Regions from separate parts of the Homo sapiens genome. Here region 1 is linked to region 2. Evidence: chromatin loops called from intact Hi-C (ENCODE). Cell type or tissue: chondrocyte. All regions are shown on one strand. Each heading gives the region's core, and the rest is flanking DNA. Links, peaks and the distances in the headings are about the cores only. Region 1 overlaps DYTN (dystrotelin). Region 2 has its middle 43 kb from the start of CPO.

The links. Peaks named below come from ENCODE experiments on the same cell type or tissue, not always from the same donor. Only the 100,000 strongest peaks of a DNase experiment are listed, where the experiment ranks them.
Region 1: a loop joins it to region 2, with 5 times the contacts of the local background. A loop is called at or near these places in 29 of 110 quality-filtered maps.

Annotation. Positions count from the first base shown.
Region 1 is chr2:206,688,916-206,698,490 of GRCh38, reverse strand. It overlaps DYTN (dystrotelin), which reads left to right. Exons shown (of 12, transcript NM_001093730.1): 8 at 3,614-3,725; 9 at 5,168-5,316. Among named protein-coding and RNA genes, the nearest start is that of DYTN, 25 kb to the left of the region's middle. In chondrocyte, for the core only: CTCF peaks have their summits at 4,386 and 4,623 (motif pointing left); no DNase peak of the experiment used is centred there.
Region 2 is chr2:206,977,661-206,987,235 of GRCh38, reverse strand. No RefSeq gene overlaps it. Among named protein-coding and RNA genes, the nearest start is that of CPO, 43 kb to the right of the region's middle. RefSeq lists a silencer at 5,249-5,398. In chondrocyte, for the core only: a CTCF peak has its summit at 5,317 (motif pointing left); a DNase peak (open chromatin) is centred at 5,337.

The sequences.
Region 1 (9,575 bases), core at 463-8,462, 290 kb after region 2:
GTTCCCGGAAGGAGAAGGGGACAAGAGGCCTCAGGACTCAGCTCCTGCTCACTTTGTTCCCCTTCCCTTCCCATGCTTCCTGACCCTAGCTAACCCAGAACTGAAATTGCTCCCCATGGAGGTAAAATAGGTCTGCTTGGTACACCGAAAAACTGGAGATCCGGTTTTAATTTTGCTGAGAAAATGAATTGGGTTTGCAGAGAATTTGCAGGACACAGTGAAACTTCATTCATGAAAATTCGGCAAGGAACTGAACTTTAAACAATAAAACATATAAATGAACAGGACTGTTGGAAACCAAGCAAGCAGGAACAAAGAAATCCTCATACAACAAAGAAAAATAAATTATTTATATTGGACAATGGGGAAATCTGAATATGATTTGCCATGTTATGAGTACATTATAATCATTTAACCAATAAGCAAGTATTAGTTAAGGAGTTACTGCAAGTCCTGCCCTAGGTCGAGTACAGGATTAACTTTGTAATTATATAAAACACAACTTTTACATTGAAATATGTTTTCAAAATTATTATGTATAACATAAAGCAGATACTATTTCTATTCTATAGATGACAAAAATTGAGTCTCAAAGAGTTTGAGTGACTTACTTAAGTCGCCCCTAAAAATGGCAAAGGCAGAGGCCGAGAAATGCTACCCTTCAAATATCTGTTGAGAATGAGAACAGAATTTCTTTAAAATGCCCCCATGTAAACCATCTTTCCCCTTATGCATCCAAGGCAATAAACAGGTGTCCTATATACAAAGAGCTAGGAGACCTGGGCAAGGTGTTTAACCTCTCTAGACCTCAGTTTGGGGTTTTTGTTTTTTGGTTTGTTTTGTTTTTAGTAAAATTCAGCAGGGTAGATCAAATGATGTCTGAGACTTCTTTAGCTCTAAACTTAGGATTCTATTAAAAATTGCCTGGATATATTATAATCCTAACTTTAAACTTATGTTTTGGGATCTCAAAAAACTCAACCAGTAGCTTTGGTTTTTTGGGAGATGAAGAAAGCCATGTTAGAGGGCATGCATTTGCAGATCTGCAGGTAGCAGGAAGAGGACAAAGATTTGGCCTTCTAAAGAAAGAGAAGGTGCAAAGACCATAGAGTGGCCTTAATCCAAGAAAAAAATTCTAGAAGGACATGTCAGCATTTTTGCTCTGTGATAGCCATGGAAGGTTGAAATGAAATTGGGAGAAAACCTGGGTTCTATACTGGTAAAAAACATCAACAACAGGCCAATCTCATTACCCACACAATAACCATTCTCATATACCTGTAGGTAGTTTCAGAGCACAGAGGAACAAATTTAAGGATAGAGCAGCATATTATCCTAAATAAGTTAATCACAGCCATCCAGTTAATGCTTGATAAAGCAGCCAGCATGGATGACTCATCAAATAATCCTTATAAAAATAGTTTATTATGTTGTACACTTCATTGAAAAAGTAAATGTCTTCCCATTTATGTATGTTGAACAACTTTTAAAGTTTTCTAAAAATTTTGCAAGGCCAGGAGGATAGGGTTTACTAGCTCCATTTTTCCTTAGTTGAAGAAACTAAGTCATTTATCCAACTTCATTCAACTAATGTTCATTGAAAAACCTACCATGTACCAGGCATTCTCCTAAACTTAAGTGAGCTTAAGTTTTCAATTCAACTATTAGTACTACTATAAGTAGTAATGGTGGTATGTGAATTCAAACTCAAGCCTCCTGCCTTGAGGAGTGGTGGTCTATTCTAGGATAGTGTGGTCTATTCTAGTGGTTAAAATGGCAGGCCATCAGTTCAGATAGTAACCTGGGACTCAAAATCTTCTACTACTTACTAAGTAGTTGTGTAACTTTGTGCAAGTTACTTAAACTCTCTTTAATTCAGTTTCCTCATCTGCAAAATGAGGGTAATCGTATGAATACCTGAAAGAATTTCCATGGGGATTAACTGGGTCAACACATGTACACTGCCTGCACATAGAACATGCACAAAAATGCTAGCTGCTATTATATCATCCCACATTATTTATTAATATCCTGCCATGGGAGTCAGGGTTGGAAGTACAGCAGTAAACAAGGGTAGCTGAGGGGCGATCTCAAGGTATTTACATTCTCCTGCTCCTCCTCTAAACGACTTTGATCAGACCATCAGACCTTCTGCCATCTGGCCTCAGAAGCTTTCCAAGGTGTTTTCCCGCTGTTATTCAGGGCAGTTAGCAGGTCTGATAGATTTTATGTCCTCTAAACCCTTCTTACTCATCCCAATCTTCGTTACCTTATTCCTTCTCTTCTTTCTACTTGGGATTTTCTTTGCTTTAATCTCCAGCCCAGCCTTCCATGTATAGCATGAGCCTCACTTTCCAGACCACACCAGCCCATAGGGCTCTCCCTCTGCCTCCCTGCTATACCCCTCTTCTCCATGCCTTTCACTTGGCACTTAATCACACATCACCTAATTCTGGAAGTTATTACTTCAACCTTCCATGTCAAAGTTTTGCCGCAAGATATGAAATTTAAGAGCACTGGAATCTTATCATATTTCTTTTTTGTAACCTTAAGAGAGGTGTTGAAAACCCAAATGCTTAAAAGGCAAGGCAAGTGGTATACGTGAAGGAAATAGGACAGGTAGGGACTATAGCTAGCTCAGAACTGTATGTCCAGTCTAAAAGGAGTAGCTGCTGCCTGGTTCTCACCAACTGTCACCATATGAGGACAGAGTTTTATACCACACACACTGCAGTTAGAGAAGAGAATTTACATATCAGGGGAAAAATGTATAGCTCCCTGTTATTTTATAGACAAACAACATGGTCCCACTCAAATATCCTTAAAAGTTACTAACTGATGACTGCTAGGTCTTACTAGCTCCCCACTAACATCACAATAGTTTCCTGAGTATTATGGGACACCCCTCCTAACCAGAGTGTCTCAAGACTCTCTCCGCTCCTTCTGACCACAAAGGGATTTAAGGCTGTCATTTCTCAAAAAGAAAAATTCTCCAATGTTGATGGGTCAAGAAACTTGGCTGTGGTGAGGAATTCCCCTCCTCTACTTTATATCTTTCCTACATACAGACTTCTATAAAATGACGAGTGCTTATTTTTAAATTTGTTATTTATGGCTTAATTTTCCCCAACACCACTCAGGAATACAGGCCCAATATTATCATACCCTGCAAAAGTTTAAGACAAGCCAAAATTTGATTTTATTGAAATCTATTTTTAAATTAGCTATTAAATTCAAAGAATTTGAGTGCATTGTGCAGCTGCACAAAACGCAGCTGCAGATTTAAGGGTTTATCCTAAAGGTTGTAGCACACAGCACCCTGCATATAGAAGGCACTTCGTATTTTGGGAAATAAATCAGACTTCTATACCATAGCGTATATGGCATTAATATAATGCCATTTGAAAATACTATCATATGAAGATGTATTTGAGTAAACAAACGCATTAGAGTCATTTAATAATCCTATAGTTTGGGAGAAACTTTACACTGATTTGGCAGCTCAGACATCTTCTGTATATTTTGGGTTGCTCATTCTCTACCTGGATATTCTTTTTTTTTTTTTTTTCTCATCTACTAGTGACGTAAGCTGTGCTTCTATTTTAACTGGCAGATACCGCTGTCTGAAGTGTCTCAACTTTGACATCTGCCAGATGTGTTTCTTATCTGGTCTTCACAGCAAGTCCCATCAGAAGTCTCATCCTGTCATTGAGCACTGCATTCAGGTAACATTTAATGTCACATACCAAACTATTCATTAATCAATTCAGTATAAGCTATAGCCATGAAAAAACCTTCCCTCCAGTGAAACCACAGATTCTGCTCCTGTCATACATTGCAATATTTAAGACTAAGCAAGTGGCAAACTCCACCTTGAATATCTCCCAACGTAAGTATGATTTCTTCACATTGTATGTCTCAGTGGAAGTTTTTGGCCACAAGAACAGGCCAGAGTTCAGTCTGAAGTGATTGATCAGATACTCTGGAATAGAAAATGTCAGTGAAGAGTTACAGGGAGCAGCACTGGAAATGGGTACAGATGGAAAAGAGAAGGGCTCTGATATGGCAAAAATGATGCAGCAAGACTTCTAGTTACTAACATATTTTTGGAGAATTTTTCTTTTTTAACATGTCTTTTCCTGAACCCTAAATTTCAAATATTTCTTCTTTAGGAAAAAAGAAAGATTATTATCTCAATGTTGACTGAAAAAGTATACAACTAAAACTTCACAGCTGCCTTTCAAATTTTTTAAAATTATAAATACCTAGCAAGTGAATTCAGTTCTTTGTAAGAAGAGAAACAGCATAGTACATTTTAGAAAAAAGCATTCTATTTTTTCCCAGAAAGAACATTTTCTTTTCATTACTAAATTCCAGTGAGTAAGTTTCTTCACACAGATGGCAACCTCCTCAAATACCACAATAGCGAAGGATGTTGACTAATTAACTTTGCCAAGGATAGTTTTCCCTCCTTCTCTCCTTTACATGAATGGCCTGCAAAAGTCAAGTGCCTGAATCTTGCCAAATAATTTCCAGTGGGCATTGCCTTACCCAGGTCCTCAGGTTCACAGGCCTAGGATCTACCTTCCTAGTGCTAAAAGTCTTGGATTTGTTGATGTTAGAGTGACACCATGTGGCCACTTTGTTATTACGCTTTAAATTTCAAGTGCTGAAACCCTTGAAATGAGACATCTCATTCCTTCTTTGCATTTGGTAGAAGTTCTTAACTTGGGGTGAAATAAATGGATTTCGGGTGAGCCTGTGAGTCCACTGAAATTGTATGCAGAATGGAATGTGTGAGTATTTCGCTGGAAATAAATCCATGAGTTATCATCCAATTCTCAAAGGCATCCACAACCCTAAATGTGAGCAACCACAGGCTTAGTCCTCTTTGATGCCCTCCTCTAGGTGTAGAATGCCAAATGACGGGGTTACTCTAAGGAAGAGGACTTATTGAGGGGGTTTGGGGTGTTTAATTTGGAGACTTATGCTATTTCTATGAGAATGTGAAGAAATTCAGGGACAAGAAGGAGGTAAGATTATTTTTCTGAGGACTTAAGAGAAATAATTCCAAAAACTTTCATGGTGGCCAGTCCATCCAAGTAAGGAAGGAAGACCACACGTAGACTGATCTGACGCTTTTTAAAAATGTTGGCCCTTTCAGCAGATGTCAGCAATGCAGAATACAAAACTTCTCTTCAGGACCCTCAGAAACAACCTTCTTCAGGGGCGCTGTAGGAAGAAAGAAGCAGCGAGAAGGCAGCAGCTGCTGGACCAGGTGAATCCAAAGGGTGTGCCTCACCATGCGCAGGCCAGGTGAGTGGCTGCGAGGATTGGCTGATCCCACAGAGCAGCCACCAAGGGCCCTGGGTGTTATGGTAACCGGCCAGCAATCTTTCTAATGCTGAAGATCCTAGACAAGGCAGGAGGAGGGGTGAGGGTTGGACTTCAGATATTTTTTTCCTCTAAAAAGGGCCTTTAATTTCAAAGTAGAACTAAGAGGCCACAACACCTTTTGGTGACCCATCCAGATGTTTAGAGTTATTTCTACAAATGAAACCATCAGAAAGACAAAGAAGATTTTTAATATTAGAATATTTGAATAACTTTGTTATATTCCTAGTTTTTGCTGGTTTGCTTTTGGAAGGCTAATTCAGAATTAATACTTTATTTAAAAAAAAAAAAGGAAAAGAAAGACACTCAGCATACCACCACTCACAGATGAGTGCTGTTCACATTTTAGTGTGAAACAGAGATTAACCAAAACAGGGATTATGCTATAGATACAATTTTTCATTCTTAGTTCCCAAAACATCATTTTTAATGGCCTTACTCTCTTCCTTATAAGAAAATGCCACAATTCACAAGCAATACATTATTGAACATTTGGCTATTTCCAAATGTTGCCCCCCAAAATTCTAGAGTCAACATCTCTATGCATGCATTTATCTAAATATTTTTATGTTTTTATTAAGGGAAAACTCATTCAATGAAAATCATTGAATAAAAAATTGCGAACTTGGTTAATCCTCGAAATTCAGAATGCCAAATTGTGCTCCAGAGGGGCACAGCCTGCCACTTCCAGTATATGCATCACATACCTGATCACCAACCTAAAGATGACCTTTAAAAGGTTTTTGTGACCTTCATTTTTGAAGTAGCCACTTCTTTGTAATTTAAAATAGCAGAAGATAAAGGAGAGAAACACTTTTTTTTTTTTTTTTTAGAGACAAGATCTCACTCTGTCGCCCAGGTTGGAGTGCAGTGGCACAATCATAGCTGACTGCAACCTTGGATTTTGGGACTTAAGCGATTCTCCCACCTCAGCCTCCCAGGCACATACCACCATGCTCGCTGAATTTTTATATTTGTGTTTTATAGAGATGGGGGTCTCACTATGTTACTCACAGGGGTTCTTAAACTCCTGGCCTCAAGTGACTTTCCCACCTCGGCCTCCCAAAGTGTTGAGATTACAGGCACGAGCCACCATGCCCAGCCTCATCACTTTTGAGAAAAAGAAATATTTATTCACTTCCATTTTGCCTACTAGGACTATAAGAATAGATTAGTTTAAATCAGATTGGTATTCATTTGTTAATTTCTTTTATAATTCTCTAATCTTTTCTCAGACATCCAGCAGCAAATCTCCATCTCAATCCCAGACCCCTATTTCTGTGGTCATTTTGTTGCTTTAAAGTTTGTTGTATTTTAAAATATGTTTTTATGGCTCTTTAAAGGATAAAGTACACAATGACCTCACAATTAGATGCTATCTATTATTCCTATGTCACATTTACCTATCAGGTTGTTAATCAATATATGATTAAAGTTAGATAATTTGGATATCATCTTGATGTATATCTTTAATATTGCACATAGAATTTAAATTTAAAAATAAAAACAAAGATATCAGTTTCCAGTTTATCTTTATTCTTAAAGCCAGCTATTTTTACCTTTCACTAGGAAAGTAATGATAAAATGTTAATCATCTATATATATATTGGATACTTGAGATCTTGCCCAAATTTCTATATTCCCATAGTCACATCACAAAGATCCATATATATATTTTTTTTTTAAGATGGAGTCTTGCTGTGATGCTCAGGTTGGAGTGTAGTGGCACCATCTCGGCTCGCTGCGACCTCTGCCTTCTAGGTTCAAGCAATTCTCCCGCCTCAGCCTCCTGAGCAGCTGGGATTACAGGCACCTGCCACCACAACTGACTAATTTTTGTATTTTTAGTAGAGACGGGGTTTCACCATATTGGCCAGGCTGGTCTTGATCTCCTGACCTCAAGTGATCCGCCCATCTTGGCCTCCCAAAGTGCTGGGATTACAGGTGTGAGCCACCGTGCCCGGCCTCCATACTCTTATTTGCATTTCTTTTGGCTACTGAAGTCAGACTGATCTTTTACACATTTTTGACACAAATGTGACAGCACTTCTCACCCACTCATCCCTTCCAAATCCTTATGCCTTCCTTAAATCAAATTCCTCCATCGTTTTCCCATCGTTTTTAGGCTAAAAATGAAAAGTTGTAACGTGACTTAGTCTTGGTCCTTTTGGTCCACCATCTTAATCTCTCCAGCTTCATTCCTCCTCCACAGTCTCTGTGTTCCAGCCCTGATTCTGCCTCACATATGACTAAGCCAGATCTATCCCACCCTTAAGACTTTATTTTAAAGGATTTGTCATAGTTTGTAACTACACATTTATTTATCTAACTATCTGATTAATGTCTGCCTTCTCATTTGGCTAAAAGCTCCATCAAGGAATCTGATTTCACTCCCTCTTGCAACTCCAACACCTGGCTCATAAAGTCATACAAACAATTCAATCCATCAGCAAATCTTGTTGGTTGTACCTTCAAAATAGATTTGAACTCCGAGTGAGTCTCATTATTTCTACTGCCACCACCTCAGCGGTCCCTTTCTCCCACATTGTCACATGACCTCCTAACTGGTTCCCCTGCTTCCTCCTCGGTCTCCCCATGGTCCACTCCTGGTGCCACAGGCCCTTTTCAGATTTTGGCCAGATCATGTCACTCCTCTGCACAAACTTTTTTGTGGCCTTCCCTCTTCCAAGAAAGTCACAGTCCTTCCAGTGGCCTTTAGCCTGGCCCTATAAACCCTGTTCCCCACCAGCTCTTGGTCCTCCACTGCACCTCTCCCTGACTTGTTCTGCTTCAGCCTCACAGCTCTCCTTGCTGCTCCATGAATACACCAGGCATGCTGCCACCTCGGGGGACTGGCAACCCTAGATCACCTCCCTGCGTGGCTTGACTGCTCACTTCCCAAAGACCTGCCGAGGTCTTTGCTCAAATGTAGGCTCATCCTGAAGGCCTTTCCTGACAACCATTTACCATTCAACCACTTTCCTCACTCTGGCACTCCCAGTTATCCTTGCTGGCTCTATTTTTCTTCAGAGCACTTAATCACCCTCTGACATCCTATATCTTACTTATTTATTATTTATTGCTGTGCCCCTCTCTATAATGTAAGCTCTATGAGGGGAGGAATGTCCATTGTTTCCAGTTGTATTGCCAGAATCTATAATAATGTCTGAATATGATAAATCCTCAATAAATATTTGTTGAATGACTGACTGACTGAATGAATGAATGAATAATAAAATGTATAGCGCATGATGGAGGGATTGATGGATGGATAGATAAGGTGAACCATGAGCTCTTTTAGAATGTAGCTGGAAAGAATCAAGGAGCTTTGGAACAAGATAATGAGGTTTGACTGAATCTGGAACAGAGACAGAAGCTTTGCCCTCAACTAACCACGTGTGTGGCCATGAGGAAGTCACTTCACTTTTCTAGGACTCAGTTTCTTTACCTGTTAATTGGGATAACCTCTCCTCTCTACTCCCAGAGTAGTATTTCTGGAGGTGAGATGAGGAAAGGGAATTACAAGGGCTGTACAAAGCCAGGGTTCTCTAAACGTCAATGAGTTGTACTCTGTCCACCCCAAGTACAGTAGAGTTGTTCCCCAAAATAACATTCTTATGTAATAATTTTCAGTGTACCCTAGACTTTGATGAGTTCAGAAATTCTGATTTGTGGCTCATCTAGGAGAAAAGAATGTGGAATATTACTAAATCACAATGTAATAATAGTAAAAAACACATCTTTGATATCTATTATGTTGGCACACTAGCACTGACCATCTTCTAAGAGATTAATGGTTATGGCCAAGTGATAATATTGAATTCGTTCAATGATTCAGCAAACTATCTGCATGGTAATAAGCCTTCTCCCTTTTGATGTGGTTTTATTTCCTTTACACATGATAGTTTGCACTGAGAATACTTTCATTTACAAAACCAGAACTGAAAGTTAGGTGCCAAATATCATCACTCTTATTAAATATTTCAGGAAGTTCTTGAAAACATAGTTAAAAAGAAAATTAAACTGCAGAAAAATAACAGACAGAATTACTTCTCTTTGTAGCTAATTTAATTGTGAATTACTAAGAAACCCCAAGTAACTAGCAAAAATTACTAGAATTAATAGGCTTCAAATGATGGTGGAAAAATAAAATAAACATATACAAAATTCTTCACTCTACT
Region 2 (9,575 bases), core at 826-8,825:
TCCCCAGGTTAGATGAGTTGTCTAGAAATTCAATTTTATGAAAACTGAAACTGAGAATGTTTTTCTGAGAGGAGAGAAGACCTCTAGAAGGAACAGGATAGCTGTGTTCAGATATATGATGTTGTCATGTGGACAACACTGAGCTACAATTGAGCTACAATTCAAGACTAAGACTGGTCCATGCTGTTCAAGAAGGTAAAAGAAGCACACCAAATGTCTAATAGAGAGAAGCTAAGGCAGATTTATGCTGAATAAGAAGGAGTTTGCTAGCAATTAGACATGTTCTGTGTGATGAAACTGGTTTGTTACCAAGTGATGAGTCTATGCTGCCTCTGGAAGTGTCCAAGAAGAGAAGGGAGGTTAACAACCACCATACTAGGTTGCTATATGCCAGTTTACATGATACGTGCTTTATATCTCAAATCCTCACAATAATCTGGCAAGGCAGAAAAAAATACTGCTCCTATTTTACAAATGAGGGACTTGAGGTCTAGAGGGGTTACATCACTTGCTTAGTATCTCATTACTTGTAAGTGGCACAGCCTGAATTCAAACCCATGTCTGTGTAGTTTCAAAGTAGGGATATAGCCAAGTGAATTCCTGCCTTAGAAGGTGTATTAGTCTGTTCTTATGCTGCTAATAAAGACATACCCGAGACTGGGTAATTTATAAAGGAAAAGAGGCTTAATGACTCATAGTTCTATGTGGCTGGGGAGGCCTCACAATGGTGGTAGAAGGTGAGGAGGGGCAAAGTCACGTCTTACATGGTGGCAGGAAAGAGAGTGTGGCAGGGGAACTGCCCTTTATACAACCATCACATCTCGTGAGACTTATTCACTATCATGAGAACAGCACGGGAAAGACCCACCTCCATGATTAAATTACCTCCCACTAGGTCCCTCCCACCACACGTGGGAATTATGGGAGCTACAATTCAAGATGAGATTTGGGTGGGGACCCACAGCCAAACCATATCAGAAGGAGGTTGGAGAAGACAAATATTAAGGTTTAGTATACTAATTTTACTACTTTACTGAGCCTCAGTTTCTGCCCAGTAGTCCATGATCTCTGTATGGGTACAGAGTACCCATAATTCTAAGTATCTTTTTGGAAGAACAAACAAGATATTCTCCTTTTATGATATCAGAGTAAAAGAAAATAGATATATCAGTAAGGATCTGCTAAACTGCAGTAATAAACAATCCCTAAATCTCAGTGGCTTAACCCAATACCTTCTGCAGGGATCGGCAGGGGAGTCTTCCTACCATAGTCAGGGAGCCTGGCTGACGCAGGCTTTATCTCACCATGTGCTTACCTGATCACAGCAGCTGCAGACAGAAAGCATCACAAACTATGCACTGGCTCTTAACACTTCTGCCTGGAAGTCATGTACAACCCTTCCACTCACATTTCTTTGTACAACACCTGGTCACACCTAACTTCAAAGAAGTTGAAGAAGTACAATCATATCACGAGACCAGAGGTAGAAAGTCATACAGATTTGAGACTACACAAGTGATTTCCACAATCACATTTTGATAACAGTCAATATTGAGTTGATATTTAAATTATAACTATGATCATTAAGAATTTTTGAAGGAAATAGTGATGGAAAGATAGTGTGGAATGCATGCCCTGAAAATGTGGGGAATAATAAATTAGATCTCATGATACCAAATCTTCAGAAGACGAGTCACATTAATGGTTTCCATTCTGTGTCGTGGAATGTCCCAGACACTTTTATAATGGGTAAGGGGTTGGGCTCCAGGCTCCTTTCCTTTTCTGTCCTCAGCTTTGTTCATCTGCTTTATTTGGTGTGTGGGGTGCATGTTTGTGTGTGTGTGTGTGTGTTTTTGATGAATTTTTGTTTCTCAGCACCCATTCCTCTCTTCTAACAGCTCCCAAATTTCCATGTGAAGAATTACACCCTTCATATTGTATAAAGCCTCAAGATGTCCTGACTATAAGCCACACAGGCTATTGGTTTCTACGAGAAGCTCTCACCACCTAGGTACAGCCAAACATGTGACCCCAGCTTAATCAGACTCTCTCCCCTTAGAGTTTGACCCTCACACCAGCAACTACAATGGCAAAAGAAAAGGTAAAAGTTCGTTGCCACTTTGGTTGTGCAGTATTAAATTATTTTTCAAAATATGGCTTTATGTTTGATCCCCAATCTAAGGAATCAAGCATTTGCCTGATGGTCAAATATCTGAATCCAGATAGTTCCTATTGACTATTTGGCAGGAATGTTATATCATTAGCCGTATTTAAACTCATAAATATCAGCCATGAAGATTGAGGAGATGGTGCCAGGATGATACAAATTATTCGTGGAAAATGGTGTCACTGTTGTGCAGAAAGGGCACAACCCTAAAAAGCACCTTATTCAAAGTCAGTAAGTGTGTGAGACAATGTTCTTTCTCTTCATCACAGAGAGAATTACCTGTATATTCAAAGCCTCATGCTTACATCCTCCCTTCAATCAGGTGCAAGCATTAGTATCTTTCAAGTGAATTTCCTTATGCTTTAGTTAGCTCATTAATTTATCTTGCCTACAACGAAATAACCCTAAGTGTATAAAGATTTATCAAGGTACGTTTTTATTTTCTTGCTTGTTTTTTTGCAAAGAGTTCCATGCTAAAATATTAAAGTTTGGACCAAATGATTTTAGATATTGCTCCTAGTCTTATGCTTTTAAGCTTAAAAAACAACAGAAGAAAATGCGTTTTGCAGATCTGGCAGCTGACTCAATGCAAATGTTACCACCAACAGGAACCACAAAGAAACCTAGGTCAGTAATATGATCATGTAAAAGATGTCTCAATATCTTTCCCACCATCTTCCTGCACTGGCCTGTGAAATTTAACTCTTTCTTAATATTTCTTAAATGACATTTTTCTTAAATGTTTCTAAACATTTAAAAGCTGCAGCCTTGCTGCATGTTCTGGAGCTGTGTGATACGGGTTTTCCTTGTAAACCTCACTGTATGCTTCTCTCCGTGATGACGAATAGGAACATTATCTCCTGCACTTACTGACTTTGAATGAGGTGCTTTTTAGGGCTGCGCCCTTTCTGCACAACAATGACACCATTTTCCATGAATAATTTGTATCATCCTGGTACCACCTTTACAATCTTCATGGCTGTTATTTCTGAGTTTAAATATGGCTAATGATATAACATTCCTGCCAGACTGTAGGAAATACCTGGATTTAGATATTTTGGCATCAGGCAAACACTTGATTCCTTAGATTGGGACTCAAACAAAAAGCTGAAAAGCTATCTTTGGAAAACAATTGAATGCAGGAATCATAAACATCATAATGAGCTGAGGGTAGACCATGCATTCCTCTCACTAGAGTGGGTAGTTGGTATCTCATTAGGACTGTTGCATGTCTTAAGAGTTCTAGCTGTGTGCTCTGTTTGGGATTCCTGTTATTGTACGGGTTGCAAAGAGTTAACATGCATTTTCTCTGTGATCTATCCAATGTGTACTTATTTTGTTTATAGGACCTTGCCACCTCACCATAATGTTTATAGGTTTTCTTGATGATTTCATTGCCTCTAGGGAATGTACTGCATCTCACCTCTTGCACATTACTCTTCTGTGGGAATCTGAACATTCTGTGTCTTGCGCTGCCCAGAGGAGTCTACATTCCACTCCTGCCTTCTGCTGAGTCCCCATGCTGAAAGCCCACCTGCTTCAGTAATTCTCCAGTCTTCCCCTTCCTGCCCCCCTCACTTGATTATTGATGAGCTTTCTTGAGCTGCCACCACCCCATTAAATAACCCAGTTCTGCACTTGGTGAATGGTTTCCCACTCTCTGCAAAATAGGCACTTCTCCCTACTTGTCCAGAAAGCAGTCTGGTCGCTGCTAGGAAGGCCTGGCCTCTTGGCAGAGGGCCATAGGAAGAACATCACCCCAGCACTGAAAACCAGTTTTTTGGTGTGTAAATGTTTTGCTTGTTTGTCTGCTTTGTTTTTTAGCTTTAAAAACATCACTCGGCCATGGGAAAGGCAGGTATATTTTGATTGCTACCAGCAAGGCATGGAAACACTACTTCTGTGCGTTCTCAACATGGATCACTCTTAGAATTAGGTAAGAGAGCTGAATAAAGAGAGTTTTGCAGAAGAAGGGATTTGCGGAGAATATAGAACAAAGTTCCAGTGCAAGAGGGTTGAGGAAATCAGAAAGCAACTAGTTTTCTAAATTAAAGGGAAACCACATACAGACTCTGGATGAATTCAAAGGCATTTAAAGGCTGGGCTTTTTTTCTTTAAGTATCATTTTCATTTGCACAGATTTCCCAAGCAATCCACCTGGCTGACTTTACTCTTCTCTCATCCATATGGAGGTCTCTGGCTAAGTCCAAGGAGCTATAAACAAAAAAATACAAATAAGAACTGTGTAAACAGGAAGTCAGGCTCCCAAGCGAGAAATGTGTCTAGTAAACGATGTGACAACACTAAGGAGTCATTGTAGCACTCCTTGCTCTGATCTTATCCAGCTCTTTCATTTCTGTAAATGTGCCTGCGTAAACCAGCACCCCAGCCAACAGCCTATTGCAGGGGAAAGACACCTGCCTAGCCTCCCTCTTATTCCTCCATCACTTAGTCTGTCCCGAGATGTCATTGTCAGGCATTGGAAATTACAGAGTCAATCTGCCCTGCCTGTGATGGACTCCGTGTGAATACATCTCTTATGTGTGTTTCACACGCACGATCTGGTCAACACCCAGTGTTCTTTTTTCTCCTCCCTCCTCCCATCACCATCATCCACACGTGGCCATTCACCTCACAGTCTGGTATCTGGGGCCAACCTTACCTCTCAGGGGAGAGACTGATTTGATTTGCTCTTCACCCTGAACAAGGAGACCTTTCATTTAAAAAGGGAAGATGCTTTATTTCCCTGTGAATTAGAATAATGAAATATTTCTTGTAAACCTGGGAATTAAAATGGAGACAATATGAGTCCTTCAGTTTCTTTTATTGGTCTTCAGAGGTGAACGTGGGAGCAGTTGTAAATATGCATCAGGGTATCTCCTGGTCTGATGGTATTGAAACTCCATTCACAGCAATGCTAAGTGTCGCTGCCGGATTTGTCTCCAAGAGCTCCCTCCCATTTCTTCCCACCCTCTACCTCGCTTCCAGCTCCCTACCCTGGTTACAGTGACTTTGAAACTAGTAAGAAGCATTTTGAGGTGACACTCGAGTAGCTGTGTGGTCTGGAATGCATTATAATGTTATGTCTCAATTACAATATTCTTTGGTTGATACACAAGGCAGGCACAGCCAAGATCCAGCCTTAGGGCGCACTGCCACCTCCTGGAAAACCCTCTGTGTGCGGCGCCTGCTATCATCCTTCCTCCAATGCCACCAACCAGAAAACAAGCACTTGTTCATGGCCTTCTGTCTTTAGAATCCAAGATCTGGGCACACCTAGCCATCTTCTCCTGTCCCTTCAAATTGGAATGTACTAATTCCTGAAGGAAGTGAAAATGTGTTGCATTGTCTTTTCTTTTTTTCTTTTTTTTGGAGACAGAGCCTCGCTCTGTCGCCCAGACTGGAGTACAGTGGCATGATCTCGGCTTATTACAACCTCCACCTCCTGGGTTCAAGCGATTCTACTGCTTCAGCCTCCCGAGTAGCTGAGATTACAGGCATGAGCCACCACACCTGGCTCACCTGGCTCATCTTTTATATTTTTGGTAGAGAAAGGGTTTCACCATGTTGGCCAGGCCGGTCTCCAATCCTGACCTCAAGTGATCTGCCCGCCTCAGCCTCCCAAAGAGCTGGGATTACAGGCATGAGCCACCGCACCCGGCTGCATTGTCATCTTAATTACAAACAAGTAACTAGGTTGGGGAAGCCACTGGTGCAGAGATCCGTGATCATTACTCTCACCTTCTGCTCCTGAGGCTGGTAACAGACGCTGCTTACTGTAAATGAGTGCCTGGCACCAGTAGGATCCTGCCCTCGGGATCTCTGGAAGAAGTGCCAACATTATTTACATCATTATGCCTAGCGTTCCATTATTGCAACGCTAACCATGTGGAAGTTATTTATATCCCACTGCTCAAGGTCATTGCCAAGGTCTGATGGCAAAAATTCAAAAAATTGCAACCTCAGGCATAAATGGGTTAAGGACTGGACCAAGGACTTGGAGCAGAAGTCACATGCACAGGCAGAGTGTTGGAGTGGAGGAAGCCCTGAGTTCTTCGGCCCTATTGCTATGTGGTGATTGTTTGAGATTCCACCTTACCAGCATGTTGAGATGTCTAATGAGATATTTTCAGAAAACACCAAAGACACAGAAAAGCACCTATAGGTTTCCATTTAGACTCACAGCAAATGAAGACCAGCACACACAACTGTGTCTTCGAAGCAACCCTGCTGACTAGAGGAGGCTAGCTGTCAGGTTTTGGCTAGAAAAGCAAAAATACATCTGGGGAGATATCAGTCCCATCATCATGAAAAATAATGGGATAACATTTCTCTATCAACAGCTTTCCTTTAAAATAACAAAAATATGATTATCAGGCAAATAAGAACATATTCTCATTAATTGAATTGATTGATTTCAGTTAATTACCTGAATTGCTTAAATTCAACTAGTATCCCTCTGAGTCAGCAGTTCTTATCTTTTGAAAGGGGGGTTACAGACTCTTTGAAAAATATTTTTAAAATGTGAAAATGTCTGTATGCTTCTTCCAGAAAAATGTATACACATTTTTTCTATTATTTAATAATATCTGTGAAACCCCATCACCACTGCCAAAGTGATCTTAACAGCACTTAATTAAAAATGCCTCTTGTAGCTAGTTTTCTTTGCAAGCCTGGGTTCAAGTTTTGGGCATCCTGGTTAATTTGGGGAGAAAGGAGGGGCCACAGGAATATTTGCAATAAGCAGATCCCTGGGTTGGGCACCTACAAGAAATGGCCAAGGATATTTCCACTTCTCTTCTGTTCCCTGGCCTCACACTGAAAGTAGATTTAAACGTTCATCTTTTGAAAATCCTGGACCTTCAGAGACACACATCTGAAAAGCTCAGATAACACCTTGCTTCAGCTCAGCTCCGGGAAAACAAAGCTGAATCAGGGTTCTGCCATAGCACCTGTTTGGACATGCTCTCTGTATTTAGCCCTAGAGAAAAACCCTAATGAAAGTGATTTGGGAACATAGGCTTTCTTGTGGCAGGAGCATCAGACACCACATTTTCTGACAGTATCATTAGTATTAATAGTCTTAACTCCTAATATTTACTAAGCTCTTACATTGTGATTAGAGTAGGTGGTCTAGGGTGGACAAGTCACTCTGTCATGGAAAATCATCATTCAAAGCACTTTACAAACGTTAACCTACCTAATCTCCCCAACAGCAGTGTAAGGTAGGTCCTCTTATCCACAGTTTATCAATGAGGCAGTTGAGACACAAACATGTTCTGCGACTTGCCCAGGTACACAGCCATGAAGTGACTGGGCGGAGCTTTACCTGGGCAATATGGCTTCAGAGTTTTTGATGTTAACGCTTCCCTAGAGTGTCTCTCACTTACCTGAATCCTGGGAATGGTTCATGAAAATAGATTCCTGAAGATTTTGTGTAAGGGCACAGAGGCATGGTTGCTACAATTAAGCAGACACAGTGAGTAGAATGGACTTTGGCTTTGCTCTGGGGAATCCTGAACCTAATTTTGAATGTATGCCCAGCACATAGTTGAGAAATAAATGATTTTACCTTCTTTTTGAGAATATGACACTTAGAATCTGCTAGGGTGAACTCTGAGACTTGTAGAAAGGCCCTGTGCTTTTTCTGGGTTAGGGGGAAGCTGTTGCTTTTTTTTTTTTCTTGAGATGGAGGTTCGCTCTTGTTGCCCAAGCTGGAGTGCAATGGTGCAATCTCGGCTCACTGCAACCTCTGCCTCCCAGGTTCAAGCGATTCTCCTGCCTCAGCCTCCCAAGTAGCTGGGATTACAGGCACTTGCCACCACGCCCGGCTAGTTTTTTGTATTTTTAGTAGAAACAGGATTTCACCATGTTAGCCAGTCTGGTCTCGAACTCCTGACCTCAGGCGATCCACCCACCTTGGCCTCCCAAAGTGTTGGGATTACAGGCGTGAGCCACCGCACCCAGCCAGTTGTTGCTTTTTAACTGACCAGTGTCTACTCACTCTTCTTCCAACATAAGCGGCCTGATTTTATTTCCTATCTCAACCTACGTGGTTTGGGAAGCTGGTCTATGAGTGAACATGTGACCTGGGCTGGGACAACAGCATATTCCAACTTCTTGACTCATGGAGGCCCATTCAGTCCCTCTTTGGGAATTGTACTGGAATCACTACAAAAGAGAAACACTTTTTTTCCAGGGTTGTGGAGAGGATAGGATCCAGGACTAGAGCTGCAGGGGATGGGCGGAAGGACAATAAGAGCAGGGGTTGCATTTTGCTCTCACATGGAAAGAGCCTGCTTCAATAAAACCAACAGAAAAAGATCTGATGCAAAATTAAAATAGGGAAACTCATTAAACTCTGATAACATCTTTGGAATCTCTGGATTCTTTTATTCTTGAACTCCCTTCAGATCTTTTAGTTATATGAACCAATGAATTTGGGAACAGGAGCTAACATCAGATGCTTGACTTTCTGAGAAGTAAAGAGCCAGAGACATCCAGGTTATTTCTTTTTTTTTTTTTTTTTTTTTTTGAGACAGAGTCTGGCTCTGTTGCCCAGGCTGGAGTGCAGTGGTGCAATCTTGGCTCACTGCAAGCGCTGCCTCCCAGGTTCACGCCATTCTCCTTCCTCAGTCTCCTGTATAGCTGGGACTACAGGCGCCCACCACCACGCCCAGCTAATTTTTTGTATTTTTAGTAGCGATGGGGTTTCACCGTGTTAGCCAGGATGGTCTCGATCTCCTGACCTCGTGATCTGCCCGCCTCGGCCTCCCAAAGTGCTGAGATTACAGGCGTGAGCCACCGCGCCTGGCTGGTTGTTTCTTGACTATGATTTAATTCCAGCCTCTTCCCCACTCTGAGGGAGGGCATGTTCAGGTTTAGCCCCTTCTCCATTGCTTCTGCTGCAAACCCCTGATTCTCAACACTCCTCCCCAACTACCGCATCCTGCCTCATAAAAGATGCTGAGATTATTTTTAATTACAAATGTAAAATTAACTGGTATGTCCATGGCTATTATCAGGATCTCAAATTGAAGATTGTGTCTTGTACAGAGTGCAGATCATTTAAGCAATCAGACTACTTCCAAGTTTTTCTCACATTCTAAGAAAACTAATGAACCCTTCCCTAGCCCGCTCCTATGCCCGCCCCACAGAGGTTGAGTTAATGGCTCTTCTCCGCTAGTTGCTTGCACGTGCTCTTCATTTTAGTACTTACCATTTTGTGAGGTGTTTGTTTACTTTTCTGCATTTTGAACTAGACTCTAAGATCCTTAAGGGCAGAAACTTTTGTCTTTCTTTTGTATTTTACTTCTTTTTATTCGAAAACTAAATCAAGATACCTCTGCTTACCTAGTGGCAACTTTTCCTAATTATGAGCCAAATGCTCTATTGCGTTCCCCAGAGA